Linked DNA regions of Homo sapiens: region 2 is linked to region 1. A link is a loop called in an ENCODE intact Hi-C map of the cell type or tissue named here. Cell type or tissue: PC-9. All regions are shown on one strand.

Evidence for each region. A loop is a pair of places that touch in the nucleus more often than their neighbours do. Peaks named below come from ENCODE experiments on the same cell type or tissue, not always from the same donor. Only the 100,000 strongest peaks of a DNase experiment are listed, where the experiment ranks them.
Region 2: a loop joins it to region 1, with 6 times the contacts of the local background. A loop is called at or near these places in 3 of 110 quality-filtered maps.

The regions. Positions count from the first base shown.
Region 1 is chr18:58,318,210-58,326,209 of GRCh38, reverse strand. It overlaps NEDD4L (NEDD4 like E3 ubiquitin protein ligase), which reads right to left. Exons shown (of 31, transcript NM_001144967.3): 7 at 3,724-3,785; 8 at 2,876-2,978; 9 at 1,048-1,214. Among named protein-coding and RNA genes, the nearest start is that of MIR122HG, 120 kb to the left of the region's middle. In PC-9, a CTCF peak has its summit at 3,955 (motif pointing right); a DNase peak (open chromatin) is centred at 4,039; H3K27ac peaks cover 857 bases.
Region 2 is chr18:57,611,897-57,619,896 of GRCh38, reverse strand. It overlaps NARS1 (asparaginyl-tRNA synthetase 1), which reads left to right. Exons shown (of 14, transcript NM_004539.4): 3 at 3,922-4,080; 4 at 4,167-4,256; 5 at 6,217-6,295. Among named protein-coding and RNA genes, the nearest start is that of NARS1, 5.9 kb to the left of the region's middle. In PC-9, no CTCF peak of the experiment used is centred here; no DNase peak of the experiment used is centred here.

The sequences.
Region 1 (8,000 bases):
ATTAAACAAAACCTAGACCAGAAAACTTGGCCACCCTCCCCACCCACAGTCATATGTGGAGTATCTTTACAATTTCTAAAGATAAAAGGTTTTTAAGAACATGATACCTCATACTGCTTGTTGTCTAAAATGTATCATTAGCCACTTTCTTTCAGAGTTCGAGTAGACAAGAAAATTATACTACCCAGTAGACTTGCTTTTATTACATACTGAAAGTTGTATAGTTCATTGATAATTTCCTCCTTGTCTTGGCTGCTAGGCAGCTCATAATTTCTAGGATAAAATTCCTTTTCCTTAAGACTTTCTTTTTGCCCTTCGATGTATTATCAATAGACTTAGATCTTGCTGTATAAAATGATTTAAAAACAAGCTGCTACAAAACCATTTTTAAAGTCCATGAGTTTTAACCAGTGTTTATTTGCTATCAATCAAACCACAAATTGCTGAGGGAACAAAACAGGAATTGGTTTACTGCATCCCTGAGGCTGGTGAGGGATTAAAATACACAGTAATTACTAATTCTGATTTTGCAACTCTCCCATGTGTTTCTGATTATATTAAGGGGCTCAAATTTCCTTAAAGAAAAAAAAATTTTTGAGGTTTCCAAATCAATGCATTGAAGAGAGTAAACATCCAAAAACTTAGAGAAAACAGAAAATTGCAAAGCCAATTTGCTTGCCGGTTCTGTTCTGGGTCAGTTGGGAGAGAAAGGTGAAGAAGAAAACAATATAATCAACAAATGTAAAATAAGTCTAAGAAAAACAACCTCTGCTTTGTATTTCAGGAATCGACATAAAAGAAGACATAGAAAATAAATCAGCTCATATTGAAAACAGCAGCATGTGACTCAAAGGCAATCGCTTACAATATACAAGTTCTGACTGCTCTTGCATGCTTTACGTAAATGGAGAGGAATCTCGTACCACACCACCATCTGCTCTTATAGACATATGATTTATTTCCCAGCCTTGTCCCAAAGGGCCGCCATATTTGTCCCTAGCTGTGCAGTGCACGTGCACGTGTTCCTGACCATCACACGGTACTCACATCAGGCTTGGTCTGTGCCACTGAGTGGTCCGGTTGTTGTGGTTGACATAGTAAGTTCGGCCTAAATTGTCCACTTTTTCTTCCCACCCGGGAGGCAGAGGAGGAGGAGGAAGTTCCTCTTGGTGCTGAGAAGCCGAGTCATTTGAGTCAACAACTTCCCATCCATGCTGCGGAATAAAGTTAAAGGGACGATTATGAGGTTGGTTCTTCGGCTGTGAGTAAGAGGTCATCACAGCATGCCCTGCATGCCCTTCTCCTTGCTCTGGGGCTCTCTGGCTCTAGCCATGGCTTCGGGGCCACATTTGAGTAAATTCCCAAATGAAGGCCAAAAAAATATATATATATCAATTCTAGAAAGGCCTCAAAAATCTTCTGAGTAATGGCCAATTAATTGTGCTGCCCTCTAAGATGACTACATTGCAGGACAACACAATTTGGATCTGCACAGTCGGTGACACTACTTAAGTCACATCATACTCTTTCCATACGTCATGTTTGTTATTTTGACTGGAGGGCCTCCAAGGCTGTACAAAGCCCTGCCAATGATGTGCGTCACAGTACAGCTGCCATCTTTTCAACACCTCTATGAGGTAAAGGGAGCAGGGAAGATGAGCTGCGCTGCACCTGTGTTCTAACAGAACTCATGGCACAGGGGACCAGAGGCCCAGAGTCCTGTTGCTCCCCAGGGAGGTGGGCTTTGAGAGAGAAGCCTCCTCTTTGCATCCCAAACAACCGCAGGAGCCAGGAGTCTGGAAGCTGCTGCCTTCTACTCAGGCCCTCTACACTGGCTGTGTCCACACCAACGGGTTTCATGGTACCAAAATTCGAGTTCCATTTTTACAGCACGTATTTTAGGCATTACGTATTCCCTTCCTAACATCCTCTGCTAAAATCACTGGAAAATTAAGTAATTCACTGGTTACTGCGGTTGGAAGGCAAGAAGAGTGTAAAAAATTCCTTGGATTTGAGATGAAAATCTGTTGACATGCTTATGAAATGTTAACATTCATAAATTTCTATCACCCACATTATTCCTCTTCATGTATATAGAGAGATGAAGGCTTGTAAATGAAATAATGCCTGGAAATATGATCTCTCAGGCGGAGGAGTGTTCGGGTAACTTCTCCACACACATTATTCACATATCACATATATGCAACAGCTGCAAACAGATGTGAGAATAAGCCCTAGAGAGGTCTCGTTTAATGGACACTTTGAGAATATGAGAATTTGCCTAACAAAACAGCACTGGCCGAGGTGTGTGCTGAAAAGGTACGATAGGACCCACAGCATCAGTCTGTGACAAGGTAAATACAGGCGGCTCTGTCAGGAAGGAAAAAAGGGACATTCCTCTGGTCAGCTCGTTGCAGAATGGCATTTCTAGAGGAGGGTTTTTCTACTGCAGGCTGTCACCTGTGGCCAAATGAGTAAGAAACTTGAAAAAAAAGTGATTTTCTAAATTCCTCCACCCACTTTGAAGCGACCTCAATGGCTAAAAAGAATTTACAAAGAGTTGCAAGTCCATAGCAATAATAGGATTCAATGTGTGAGGAGACTTTCACAGAGCTGTGGGGCTAAAATTGGGGAATAGGCATGGCATTGTCTAAAGAGAAATCTCTCCGAGGATTGGTGTTGTAACATAAAAAGTTCATCTTTAACCAAAACAAATAACTGCACTGGTAGACTATCAATGACCAATTTGCGGACATATGTACTTTTTTTTATATTTAAGCTTTCTAAACTTTTATTTCCTTCAATTATAAAGTTTGAAAGCAAAACATGAATATGATCTCAAGGCAAGGAGAGAGGCCTGACGCCCTCCACGTACCTCCATGTCATCCCTCTGGTCACTGTTTTCTTCATCTTGACCTCCATTTTTTGGCATATAGGCCATTTTCAATCGCAAAAATCCCTTAACTCGAGACTTATGACTGCACACATAATGGAAGAAAATTGGTTAGAAGGGTTGTGACTTCAAAGGACACTTAAAATCGTCTTCAGCAAAAGCCAACCACCACAGCACGCAGGGCAGGCATCCCCACCCACCCATACCCACAGCACACAGGGCAGGCATCCCCACCCACCCATACCCACAGCACACAGGGCAGGCATCCCCACCCACCCATACCCACAGCACACAGGGCAGGCATCCCCACCTATACCCACAGCACGCAGGGCAGGCATCCCCACCCACCCACACCCACGGCACGCAGGGCAGGCATCCCCACCCACCCATACCCACAGCATGCAGGGCAGGCATCCCCACCCACCCACACCCACGGCACGCAGGGCAGGCATCCCCACCCACCCATATCCACAGCACGCAAGGCAGGCATCCCCACCTATACCCACAGCATGCAAGGCAGGCCTCCCCACCCACCCATATCCACAGCACGCAAGGCAGGCATCCCCACCTACACCCACAGCATGCAAGGCAGGCATCCCCACCCACCCATATCCACAGCACGCAAGGCAGGCATCCCCACCTATACCCACAGCACGCAGGGCAGGCATCCCCACAGCATGCAGGGCAGGCATCCCCACCCACCCACACCACAGCAAGCAAGGCAGACATCCCCACCCACCCATATCCACAGCACGCAGGGCAGGCATCCCCACCTATACCTACAGCATGCAGGGCAGGCATCCCCACCCACCCATACCCACAAGCCTCACCTTCTTGGTCTGAGGAGAAAGTCCTTAAATGTATAGGGTCGCTCCATGGTTGGATCTTCTGTCTGTGGGGAAAAAACAGTAAATTAAATTTTAATATTCCTAATAATTTCATGTTTTAGATACAGGCAACTGGATTACAGAGAATATATTTTGAATTTTAGAATGTGGCACCGCTGAATGTGTTTCTTCACTTGGTACCTGACAGTCCACGGAACTGATCTACTAGAGATCCACTAGATGTCACTATCCACACCGGGTTTTAGGAGCCAGCCCCAGCCACAGACAAATGACAAAATTACAGCTGTCATTGCCAAGTAAAATTTCTAACTGCAGGGTGTGGCCTCAGTCTCACAGAGCTGATTCACTTCGGAGAACCAGCGGTCACCAGTGCCTTGCTATATGCCTGTGACTCGAGACACATATGGGTGGAGTAAACAGAAGAATATACAAGATTTAATCTTTGAGGGAAACTTTGTTTTTTGTATTAAAATCTCACAACATCAGCCTAAGAGAATTGAAAGACTATCTCCTGCACAGAGATCACCCCAGGAAGCAGCACCGATCAACCTTCTGCTGAGGTTCAGTTCATGAAGCTATGAGTACAAGTGGAGTATTTGTTCATTTTTAAAGAAATCAGTGTTCATTTGATTGTGTGAAGTTCATTGTGAAGTTCCTACCAAAGCAGGAAATTGGATAAATAAGTGTGACTATTTCATTAATCTTTAAATACTATATATTCAGTAAAACCTCAAATACCTAGACCCTTCAATTAAACACAATTTCAAATACTTTTATAGCAAGAGATAAACCAGTCCAGTGATTTACTGTATCAGGTTTGTGTGCGCGTGCATGCACACACATGTATGTACGTATGCACTGCTATTTGAAATGTTATCTGTTTATGTCATTCTCTGCTTTAAACTCTCAATGGGTTCCTACTCCTCTCATAATAAACTGAAAATTCTTTCCTATGACTTAGAAGACCAACTATAATCTGGCCTTGAATCAACTTTAACCTCATTGGGAACCAGTCTCTCTCTTCCTTCCTTGTACTCCCAACCATCCTGTCCTCATCTGCCATGGATGCAGATTATATGTACTGCAGTAGGGCCCATGCACAGGCAGGTCCCTCTGCTGGACAGCTGACTCTGGATGGCATGGCTGTTTCCACTTTGCCATCCAAGTGTGAGATCCCAGGTCTCATCCTTTAGAGTTCCCACCATCAGCCACCCTTATCACCCCCCATCCTATCGTCCTGCTGTATCTTCCTCATATCACTTTCTGAAAGTACCTGTTCATTTGTTGACATACTAGTTTATTATCCATCACTTCCAGAATGTAAGCCCATGAGAACAGAGACTTGAATTTGCTCACCATTGGATCACCGGTGCCAAGAACATTGCCTGGCACCAAGTAGGTACTCACGTAAGCACTCAATTCATCTGATCTGTAGTAAACTATGGAGGCTCTCAAAATTCACTATCATTGAATGAAGTAAATTATATTTTCTAGACTGTTCTTATGAGGCAGTAATAAACATACATTTTGAAAATATTTTCTACCAAAAGGTTTGTAAATATATATAAGGAAATAAATGGATAATTTATTAAGAAAACTATTGCTGGTTTTCCTTCCTTTTTTCATTTATTAAACCAACATTTATTTATTTAATTTAGAGACAGGGTCTTCTGCTGTCCAGGCTGGAGTATAGGGGCACAATCATAGCTCACTGCAGCCTCAACTTCCTGGGCTCAAGTGATCCTCCCACCTCAGCCTCCCAAGTAGCTGGGACCACAGGTGTGTGCCACTATGCCTGGCTAATATTTTTATTTTTTATAGACATGGGGGTCTTCCTATGTTGCCCAGGCTGGTCTCAAACTCCTGAGCTCAAGACGTCCTCCTGCCTTGGCCTCCCAAAGTGCTGGGATTACAGGTATAAGCCACCATGCCCTGCCAACCAACAAATAATTTGAGAGCAATATTATGTCAACGACATGTGGATACAACATGGTATAGCAGTCCTTATGGTTACAATTACAAGGGAAGAGCCATCATGTCAACAATCCACTAGAAGCTAAGGCAGAACAAATTCACTGACACAGAGAGGTTACATTCTGTGAGACTTGGGGTACAGGGAACAGACGGACTCTGACTTGGAAATCAAAATGGTTTTGGATGTGGAGTTCAATACAATACAGGGTGATGGGAAGGCTTTGAGAGGTAGAGAACAGGGAGAAAGGACAGTTTAAACATAGGAAATCAAACAGTATGACAAAGCCTACAGGATCACCAGTGGGCATGAGCAATCTAGGAGCAGCAGAGAACATGCAAGAGAGTGAAGAGGGAAAACCACGGAGCTTAGAGGGACTCTGAACCTGAGTCTGTCCATACCCTATGCAGCTTAAATGACTGATATCACACAGGTCAAAAGGCAGATCTCCTAGGTTTGCATCCTGGCTTTGTTACTTACAGAGCCAAGTGGCTAAGGGCAAGTTCCTTATCTCTCTTGGCCTCAGTGTCCTCATCTATAAAATGGGGCAGTAACCATAACTTACAGGGCTGTTGTGAGGATCAAACCAATCAACTGAGTTGGTTTCTATAAAGTTCTCAAGGGCACCTGGCACACTCAACAAACACTAGCCATGTTCATTGGCCAATTCTACACGTTCATATCATTTGTCAGTACTGCCAACTCAATGCCAAGCAGTAACAGGTAGGGCATTAAAATCAAAGTTCACGTTCATTGAAATTCTCTAGCCTGAATTAGAAGATGATCTTATAGATAACTACAAGATTCTTCTTGGCATTCATCCAGGTTCCAATCTGATCCTGTTCCCTGGAGCAGAGCTGAGTGGAGCCTCCCAGGATGGCTTTGAGGGTGCTCCTGGTGGAAAGCCATCTTAAACACACTGCTGCAAACAGTGCTATTAGCCACAATAGCCACAATGCTGCCCCCGTTCCAGGGTAAAAGCATTCAGAAGAAAATCTGGATACTCAGTACTTTCATCTTGAAAGAGAGTAGTTGCTTTCAGCCTAGGTGCATTCACTATGGAATAGAGTGAGATAAAGGATTCTGCAGGCAAATGGAAGGAGAGGGCCCTGCTGGGTCCCTAGACTCGAAACTTGTATGCAACCACTGCAAGCACCTAAGCCTTGGGCGAATCCACCCCATGCCCACACCCTTGACCACATCACAGGCTCACAATGATGCTGGAGAGCCAGGGTCAGATCCAGCACCACCAATGACCTGCTTATTGCTGGGCAAGTCCCCTCCCTCTCTGGGCCCAGGCTTTTTCACCTGGAAAATACTGGGAGTGAATCAGTGTCTCTGAAGTCCCTCCAAACTCCATGATTTTGAATTCTGCACTCATGAGAGGGAACCATCAGCCTGCTACCTGCTACCAGCCATCAGCCATAAACACAAAAGGGGTAAAAGGATGTTGGTCAGCTGAGCTACCTCCAAGTACAGGCAGGGCATCAAATAATACCACCACCCTGAAAATGCCTCATCTAGGAAAATTTAAATTCCAGAGTCAGCCATGGTTGTCTTAAGTGGCACATGACTGGGATTTAGGAAAACTTAATGTTTTAAAATAGCTCTCTCTGCCCCACTGCCTTTCCCAGGGACGAAGAGATTTTGTGGCTGGGCAAAGGTGGGTTACTGAGGGCTCCAGGGGAAGGGGAGACAGAGCTGACAAGTCAAGAGGAAGGTGCAACAGGCAGACACCTGCCAGAAATCTCACTCTGTTAATACAGATCTCAGAGTTCTCTTTATCGCTAAATAATTAATAGATTCAAGTTATCAAATATCATATGAATTTTTAGACAACGATGCACTGAATTTAACAGACAAATGTGAAAACGGCAGTTGAAAAGTCAATGATGGTACAGTTACAGCTAAGTTTGCTCTTGGTCTCTGAATGTAAAAGCAAAAGGAGAGCTTGCTCTGTCTCCAAGGCTGGAGCGCAGTGGTACAACCACGGCTCAGCGTAGTAATGACCTCCCATGCTCAAGCGATCCTCCCACCTCAGCCTTCTAAACAGTTGAGGCAACAGGCATGTGCCACCATGCTGGGTTAATCTTTAAGTTTCTCTATAGAGACAGGGTCTTGCCATGTTGCCAAGGCTGGTCTTTAACTCCTGGACTCAAGCGATCCTCCTGCCTCGGCCTCCAAAAGTGCTGGGGTTACAGGCATGAGCCACTGTGCCTGGTCTATTTCCTTTTATCTAAAGCTTGGTGGTTTTGACAAATTTTGAATCTACAGACTGTTAATAATC
Region 2 (8,000 bases), 710 kb after region 1:
GGGCAACTTGGTGAAATCCTGGCTCTACAAAAAACATAAAAATTAGCCCAGCATGGTGGTGCGTGCCTGTGGTCCCAGCTACTCCGGAGACTGAGGTGAGGATTTCTTTAGCCTGGAAGGTGGAGGTTGCAGTGAGCCACCATTGCGCCACTGCACTCTAGCCTGAGACCCTGTCTCAGAAGAAAAAACAAAAAAAGGGCTTGGACTCACAACATGGGTGTTAGGTAGTTGATTATATCAGAGTAAAGTGTGGCCTAAGACAACCTTCTTAAAATAGACCATGGACTTAGCTGTTGAACTCATATGCTAGAATCCATTGGCTATAACTGCCACATAAGGAAGATGGTTAAAAGTTCCTTCCTTGGGTCTGGGCTTTGGTGCCTCACGTTTGTAATCCCAGCACTTTGGGAGGCTGAGGCTGGAGGACTGCTTGAGCCCAGGAGTTTGAGAACAGCCTGGGCAACATGATAAGACCCTCATCTCTACAAAAAATTTAACTTCTTAAAAATTTTTTAATAAATTTAATTTAAAAAATAAATAGAGACAGGATATTAACCCTCCCAAAGTGCTGGGTTTATAGGAGTGAGCCATCACACTCAGCCAACTACCAAAAAAAAAAAAAAAAAAAAATTAGCCAGGCATGGTGGTATGGTATGCACCTGTGGCCCCAGCTACTCGGGAGACTGAGATAGGGGGATTACTTGAGCCCAGGAGGTTGAGGCTGCAGTGAGCCGTGATTGCATCACTGCTCTGCAGCCTGGACGACAACAACAAAAAAGTTCCTTCTTTGAACTGTATTAGGAAAAGCAGTGCCTTGACACTCCTTTTTCTGTGCATCCCCTTTTTTTGTTAACTGTGTTACAACATTTATAGTTACTATCAAGTCCTAATCTGGGAGCATTCTCCTCTCTTTTAGGTCATACCATATGGTTATAAACTTTGGTGTGTCATACATGGGTACTTGTTTTTAATTTAACTTATTTATTTATTTTTCTGAGACAGGATCTTAATTTGTTGCCCAGGCTGGAGTGCAGTAGCGCATTCATGGCTCACTGCAGCTTCAACCTCCTGGGCTTAAGGGATCCTCCCACCTCAGCCTTCCAAGTAGCTCGGACCACAGGGGCATGTCACCACACGCGGTTAATTTGTTTCTTATTTGTAGATACGAGATCTCATTATGTTTCCCAGGCTGGTCTTAAACTCCTGGGCTTAAGCAATCCTGCTGCCTTGGCCTCCCAAAGTGCTGGGGCTACAGGTGTGAGCCGCCACTCCTGGCTGGGTTTTACTTTTTAACCACTCTTAAGGGGAAATCTTTCATTTCTGGATTATCGGGTGCCTCGTTTTGCAGCTCCTGAAAACTGACAACACCGTTTAGATGAACGTTTGCAGAATGTCACTGTTAACAACAGAATGTCACTGTTAACAAAAGTGTAGCATTCTGATTTGGGAACTGATAGTTTGGCTCTTTCAATTTCAATGATACAAAAGGAGGGATCAGTACAGATTGTCGGGTAATAAGTGAATTCCGAACGACCTACATGTATTCATGGGACCTTCTCTCTTGGTTTTGCATTTTCATCAATGGCTATCTTTTTTTTTTTTTTTTTGAGACAGAGTTTTGTTCTTGTTGCCCAGGCTGGAGTGCAGTGGCATGATCTCGGCTCACTGCAACCTCTGCCTTCTGGGTTCAAGCAATTCTCCCTGCCTCAGCGTCCTGAGTAGCTGGGATTATAGGCACTCGCCACCATGCCTGGCTAATTTCTTTTTTTTTTTTTTATTTCTAGTAGAGATGGTGTTTCACCGTGTTGGCCAGGCTGGTCTCGAACTCTTGAGCTCAGGTGATCCACTCACCTCGGCCTCCTAAAGTGCTGGGATTACAGGCGTGTGCCACTGCGCCTGGCCCCTACATGTATTCTTACAATGTCTAGTTGTTAAAAGGATGAACTATTGAATGTTTTCTTTTTTTTCTTTTTTTTTTTTTTGAAAAGGAGTCTCACACTGTCACCCAGGCTGGAGTGCAGTGGTGCAATCTCAGCTCACTGCAACCTCTGCCTCCCGGATTCAAGAGATTCTTCTGCCTCAGCCTCCCGAGTAGCTGGGACCACAGGCGTGTGCCACCACACCTGGCCAATTTTTGTATTTTTAGTAGAGACAGGGTTTCATCATATTGGCCAGGCTGGTCTCGAACTCCTGACCTCATGATCCGCCCACCTCGGCCTCCCAAAGTGCTAGGATTATAGGCGTGAGCCACCACGCCCAGCCCTTGAATGTTTTCAAAAGATCCAGATTCCTTCCTTCTCTATTTTTTTTTTTTTTTTTTTTTTGAGACGGAGTCTTGCTCTTGTCACCCAGGCTGGAGTGCAGTGGTGCGATCTCGGCTCACTGCAAGCTCCGCCTCCCAGGTTCACGCCATTCTCCTGCCTCAGCCTCCTGAGTAGCTGGGACTACAGGTGCCCGCCACCACACCCGGCTAATTTTTTGTATTTTTAGCGGAGACGGGGTTTCACCATGTTAGCCAGGATGGTCTCGATCTCCTGACCTCGTGATCCGCCCACCTCGGCCTCACAAAGTGCTGGGATTACAGGTGTGAGCCACCATGCCCGGCCTCAGATTCCCTCCTTCTCTGCAGCAGTCGTAGAACTGAGAAAAAGTCCGTTTTTGCAGGCTGCAGATCTTGCAACAGAGAATAATTCACTGCATTTCTTGTTTGATTCAATAACTTGGAAGAGATTTTGAAAGATTATTTGAGGCTTTAAAATATTCATCTTTTATGTACTTTGAACTATTTTTTAAAAACTACAAACAATACATTTTATCAAATGATATATAACACAGCAATGCTTGATATGTCCCATTGGGGAAAAGAGGTATTCTACATGGGGGAGTTTTTCAGATTAAATGAGTTTAGCTTTTTGTGCTCTTTTTTTTTTTTTTTTTTTTTTTTTTTTGAGACAGAGTCTCTCTCTGTCGCCCAGGCTGGAGTGCAGTGGTGCCATCTCAGCTCACTGCAAGCTCTACAGGCGCCCGCCACCACACCCGGCTAATTTTTTGTATTTTTAGTAGAGACAGGGTTTCACTGTGTTAGCCAGGATGGTCTCGATCTCCTGACCTGGTGATCCTCCCTCCTCGGCCCCCCAGAATGCTGGGATTACAGGCCTGAGCCACTGCACCCGGCCGCTTTTTGTGTTCTTAACCATTGTTTTGTTGAAAGTTTCAAAAATGTCTGACACTTCTCTGATTTCTCACAGAGAACTAACCTTTTAGATGTCACTTGCAGTTGAGTTTTGCTGTCAGGTGTCTCTTCTGTTGTCCTTGTACCTGTGCTGGTTGCTACAGCCACTTAAGATCTGTTGCTTATAGTCTGCTTTTCCTGGGGAACTGTATCGTGTATACCCGAACTTGCTGTAATTGTTTGTGAGAGGACCTCAGAGCTTCAGCTTTAACCAGTGTGCTTCTTTTTTTTTTTTTTTTTCTCTTGAGACAGAGTCTCGCTCTGTTGCCCAGGCTGGAGTGCAGTGGCACGATCTTGGCTCACTGCAAGCTCCGCCTCCCAGGTTCACGCCATTCTCCTGCCTCAGCCTCCCGAGTAGCTGGGACTACAGGTGCCTGCCACCACACCTGGCTAATTTTTTTGTATTTTTAGTAGAGACGGGGTTTCACCATGTTAGCCAGGATGGTCTCGATCTCCTGACCTCACCCACCTCGGCCTTCCAAAGTGCTGGGATTACAGGCGTGAGCCACCGCGCCCAGCCAACCAGTGTGCTTCTTAAATGTTCAACCAGTCACTGTGCCAATATCAGCTTTTGGCTGTTGGGGTCTTTATGCTTAGATTGTTCCAGTTGCCTTATACTTGAGATGTTATTTTGATTTTAAGTATTGTACAATGTTCAAGAACTGTCTTTTCTCTCCTCCCTACCCAAGGCTTTGATGACAGTAGGGAAAGAACCATTTCCTACCATTTACGTAGATTCACAAAAAGAAAATGAGAGGTGGAATGTTATTTCTAAATCACAGTTGAAGAACATTAAAAAGATGTGGCATAGGGAACAAATGAAGAGTGAATCCCGGGAAAAGAAAGAGGTGAGTCCTGACCTTGCCATCGTGAACGTTGTTAAAGTTAGAACTCTGGCAACCATGTTAACAAACTGCTTCATCATTAAAATTAGGCAGAAGATAGTTTACGAAGAGAAAAGAACCTGGAAGAAGCAAAGAAGATTACCATTAAAAATGATCCAAGTCTCCCAGAGCCAAAATGTGTAAGTTTGTTTATCTTTTCAAATACCGTGGACTTGGCTACATCAGATCATTATTTCTGTGTATGAGGGGCATGTCACATGGTTTGTTCCTTTACATTTTGTTTTTACTTTCCATTTATTTATTTATTTATTTATTTTTGAGACGGAGTCTTGCTCTGTCGCCCAGGCTGGAGTGCAGTGGTTCAATCTCAGCTCACTGCAAGCTCCGCCTCCCGGGTTCACGCCATTCTCCTGCCTCAGCCTCCCGAGTAGCTGGGACTACAGGCGCCCGCCACCACGCCCGGCTAATGTTTTGTATTTTTGGTAGAGACGGGGTTTCACCGTGTTAGCCAGGATGGTCTTGATCTCCCGATCTCGTGATCTGCCCACCTCGACCTCCCAAAGTGCTGGGATTACAGGCGTGAGCCACTGCGCCCGGCCTACTTTCCTTTTATTTTTTATTTCTTAATTTTAAATTTTAATTTATTTATTTTGAGACAGGGTCTTGCTCTGTTGCTCAGGCTGGAGTGCAGTGGTGCAGTTTCTGCTCACTGCAACCTCTGCCTCCTGGGCTCTAACGATCCTCCCAAGTAGGGGGGACCACAGGCATGCACCACCACACCTGGCTAACTTTTATTTATTTTTAATTTTTGTAGAAACAGTCTCCCATATTGCCCGGGCTGGTTTCAAACTCCTGGGCTCAAGGGATCCTCCCACCTCAGCCTCCCAAAGTGCTGGGAATACAGGCGTGAGCCACCATGCCTGGCCTACTTTCCTTTCAGAAGGGACATAGAGAAATAATGTTTTAGAGTTATGAGGCTAGTTCTTTAGGGGTTCATTTTATTACACAGTTAAGTAAATGCATGTTGAATGAATTCTGTCCCAACTGAATGCCAGCAGATGGGGGACCCAGGCCTGGCTACGCTTCATGATGTTGGTCAAGTGATTTAACCCTCTCTAGTGTCAGTTTGCTTATAAAATGAAGAGGTTGAAATCTATGATTTTCATGTTTTATTTAAATAGAGTAAAAGTTTGTGAATTGTGAAATTAGATTCACTCTTCTTCTGTTCTTTCTGGAACCCAAATAGATTGCTGGACTATGAATGAAAATGGTTTGATTTCCAGTAGTTCTTATTTTATTTTATTATTTATTTATTTATGAGACAGAGTTTCACTCTTGTCACCCAGGCTGGAGTGCAGTGGGGAGATCTCAGCTCATTGCAACCTCCGCCTCCCGGGTTCAAGTGATCCTCCTGCCTCAGACTCCCAAGTAGCTGGGATTACAGGTGCCTGCCACCACGCCTGGCTAATTTTTGTATTTTTAGTAGAGATGGGGTTTCACCGTGTTGGCCAGACTAGTCTCAAACTCCTGACCTCAGGTGATCTGCCCTCCTTAGCCTCCCAAAGTGCTGGGATTACAGGCTTGAGCCACCACGCCCAGCCAGATTTCCAGTAGTTCTTATTGCTGATGAATTTTTGTATTATTTCCTTAGTGATGGAGCTGGGGTTTTTTGGCCACATGCAACAGCCCCTTCCTCTACTCATCTCCTCTCTCCTTCATCCCCCAAACAAAAGCTAGCCTTTTAAGTACCATGTTCTGGAAGGTATTGAAGAACTGTGGGGTCATGGAAAAGGCTTCATGTGGACTGGGATTGTTGCTGTTGTGGGAAGCAAGTGCTCCACTTATGACAAAGGAATTCATTTATTAATTAATTTTATCTAGCAATATCTGAAATTCTTCTGGGTGTTTCTCATTATCAGTTTTACATTAAGAAAGAAGACTTGGATTTTTTTTTGTTTTGTTTTAAACCATGCCAATACAGTGAAATGCGTTTGGTTCTGAGCTGCAGTAGAGGGGCTGTCTCCAGTTTTGCACCATTTGTGATTTTTAACACTTACTACCGTCTGCCTAATATTAGTGAAAAAGTTGGTGTGTATAAATGACATTATTGAACAAATGTTGTTTATTTCAATTTGACAGGTGAAGATTGGTGCGTTAGAAGGATATAGAGGCCAAAGAGTAAAGGTGTTTGGCTGGGTCCACAGGCTGCGCAGGCAAGGTAAATGGCAAAGCTTTTCCTTCTTTTTAATGTTTAAATATCCCTGCTCTTAGATGAAGAAAAACATACAAAGATTTGCAGGGGTTTTTTTCTCTCCCCCTTTTTTTCTTAGACACAGTCTCACTTTGTTGCCCAGGCTGGAGTGCAGTGGTGCTATCTCGGCTCACTGCAACCTCCGCCTCTCAGGTTCAAGCAATTCTCCTGCCTCAGCCTCCTGAGTAGCTGTTATCACAGGTACCTGCCACCACACCTGGCTGATTTTTGTAATTTTAGTAGAGACGGTGTTTCACCATGTTGGCCCGTCTGCTCTGGAACTCCTGGCCTCAGGTGATCCACTGTCTTGGCCTCCCAAAGTGCTGGGATTACAGGTATGAGCCGCTGCGCCCGGCCCTCTTTTTTTTTTTGGTATGCTGGCTAGACTTGAACTCCCCCCAGCCATCCTCCTGCCTCAGCCTCCTGAGCAGCTGGGATTACAGGCACATAGCACCTCACCTGGCTTTAAAGGATAGAGTGATTTATATCTTAAATTTGTTCTTGTTTAAAATGACTATTGAAAGTATAAAAATTTTTAAATGCTCTTTTAATGGTTAGCAATTATAGTGATGAAGATGCGTCCAGTAAATATTTGTCAAGTTGAGTTTTAATTATTTAGTGAAAATCAAGGGATGTTACTATAGGAGGTTGACATCTGAGTCTGAAACTTGGCCATAGTTTTGACTCTTATAAACAGTATATTTGCATTCTCCCTTGGTTCTGACATTTTGTTTCCTCTTTCCCCTTTTATTATATATTTTATAATATATAAACATGTCACTTTTACTATTTATTGTAAGGGATTAGCAAATCTTTCATTGAAAAGTGGGACAGGCCAGGTGCGGTGGCTCACGCCTATAATCCCAGTACTTCGGGAGGCCAAGGCGGGTGGATCGCCTGAGGTCAGGAGTTCAAGACCAGCCTGGCCAACATGGTGAAACCTCTTCTCTAATAAAAATACAAAAATTAGCTGGGTGTGGTTGTGAGCACCTGTAATCCCAGCTACTCTAGAGGCTGAGGCAGGAGAAGCACTTGAACCTGGGAGGCAGAGGTTGCAGTGAGCCGAGATCATGCCATTGCACTCTAGCCTGGGCGACAAAAGTGAAACTCCATCTGAAAAAAAAGCGACGGTGGAGGGGACAAAAATACAAATGAAATGTTTTAAGCGGATTTCAGTAATTGGACCTTTAGGACATAAATAAGAAAAAGTGATTTTGTTCAAGAACATTTATGTATCACCGAGTGCACAGTACTACCCCAGGCATTGCAGGGGACTCAAGGGTAGATAAGGCATAATCCCTTAACTCATGTTGCCTTCTGTCCTGCTTTCCCCTGGTTGTGTGGATCTTGGGGATCATGTAGGATTTGAAAGTCCAATACATTGAAAATAAAATATTTTACAAATACTGAGTAGTGGTATTACCAGTGGGTACTTCAGGGGCAGGGAGCCATGTGGGAGGTCTGAACTTGAATGTTTAACCTTGGAGTTTCCTTTAGATAAGATTAAGTCATGGCTGGGTGCAGTGGCTCACACCTGTAATATCAGCGCTTTGGGAGGCTGAGGTAGGAGGATTGCTTGAGCCCAGGAGCTTGAGACCAGTCTGGGCAACTCAGTGAGACCCTTGTCACTACAAAATAATTAGCCAGGTGTGGTGGCATGTGCCTGTAGTCC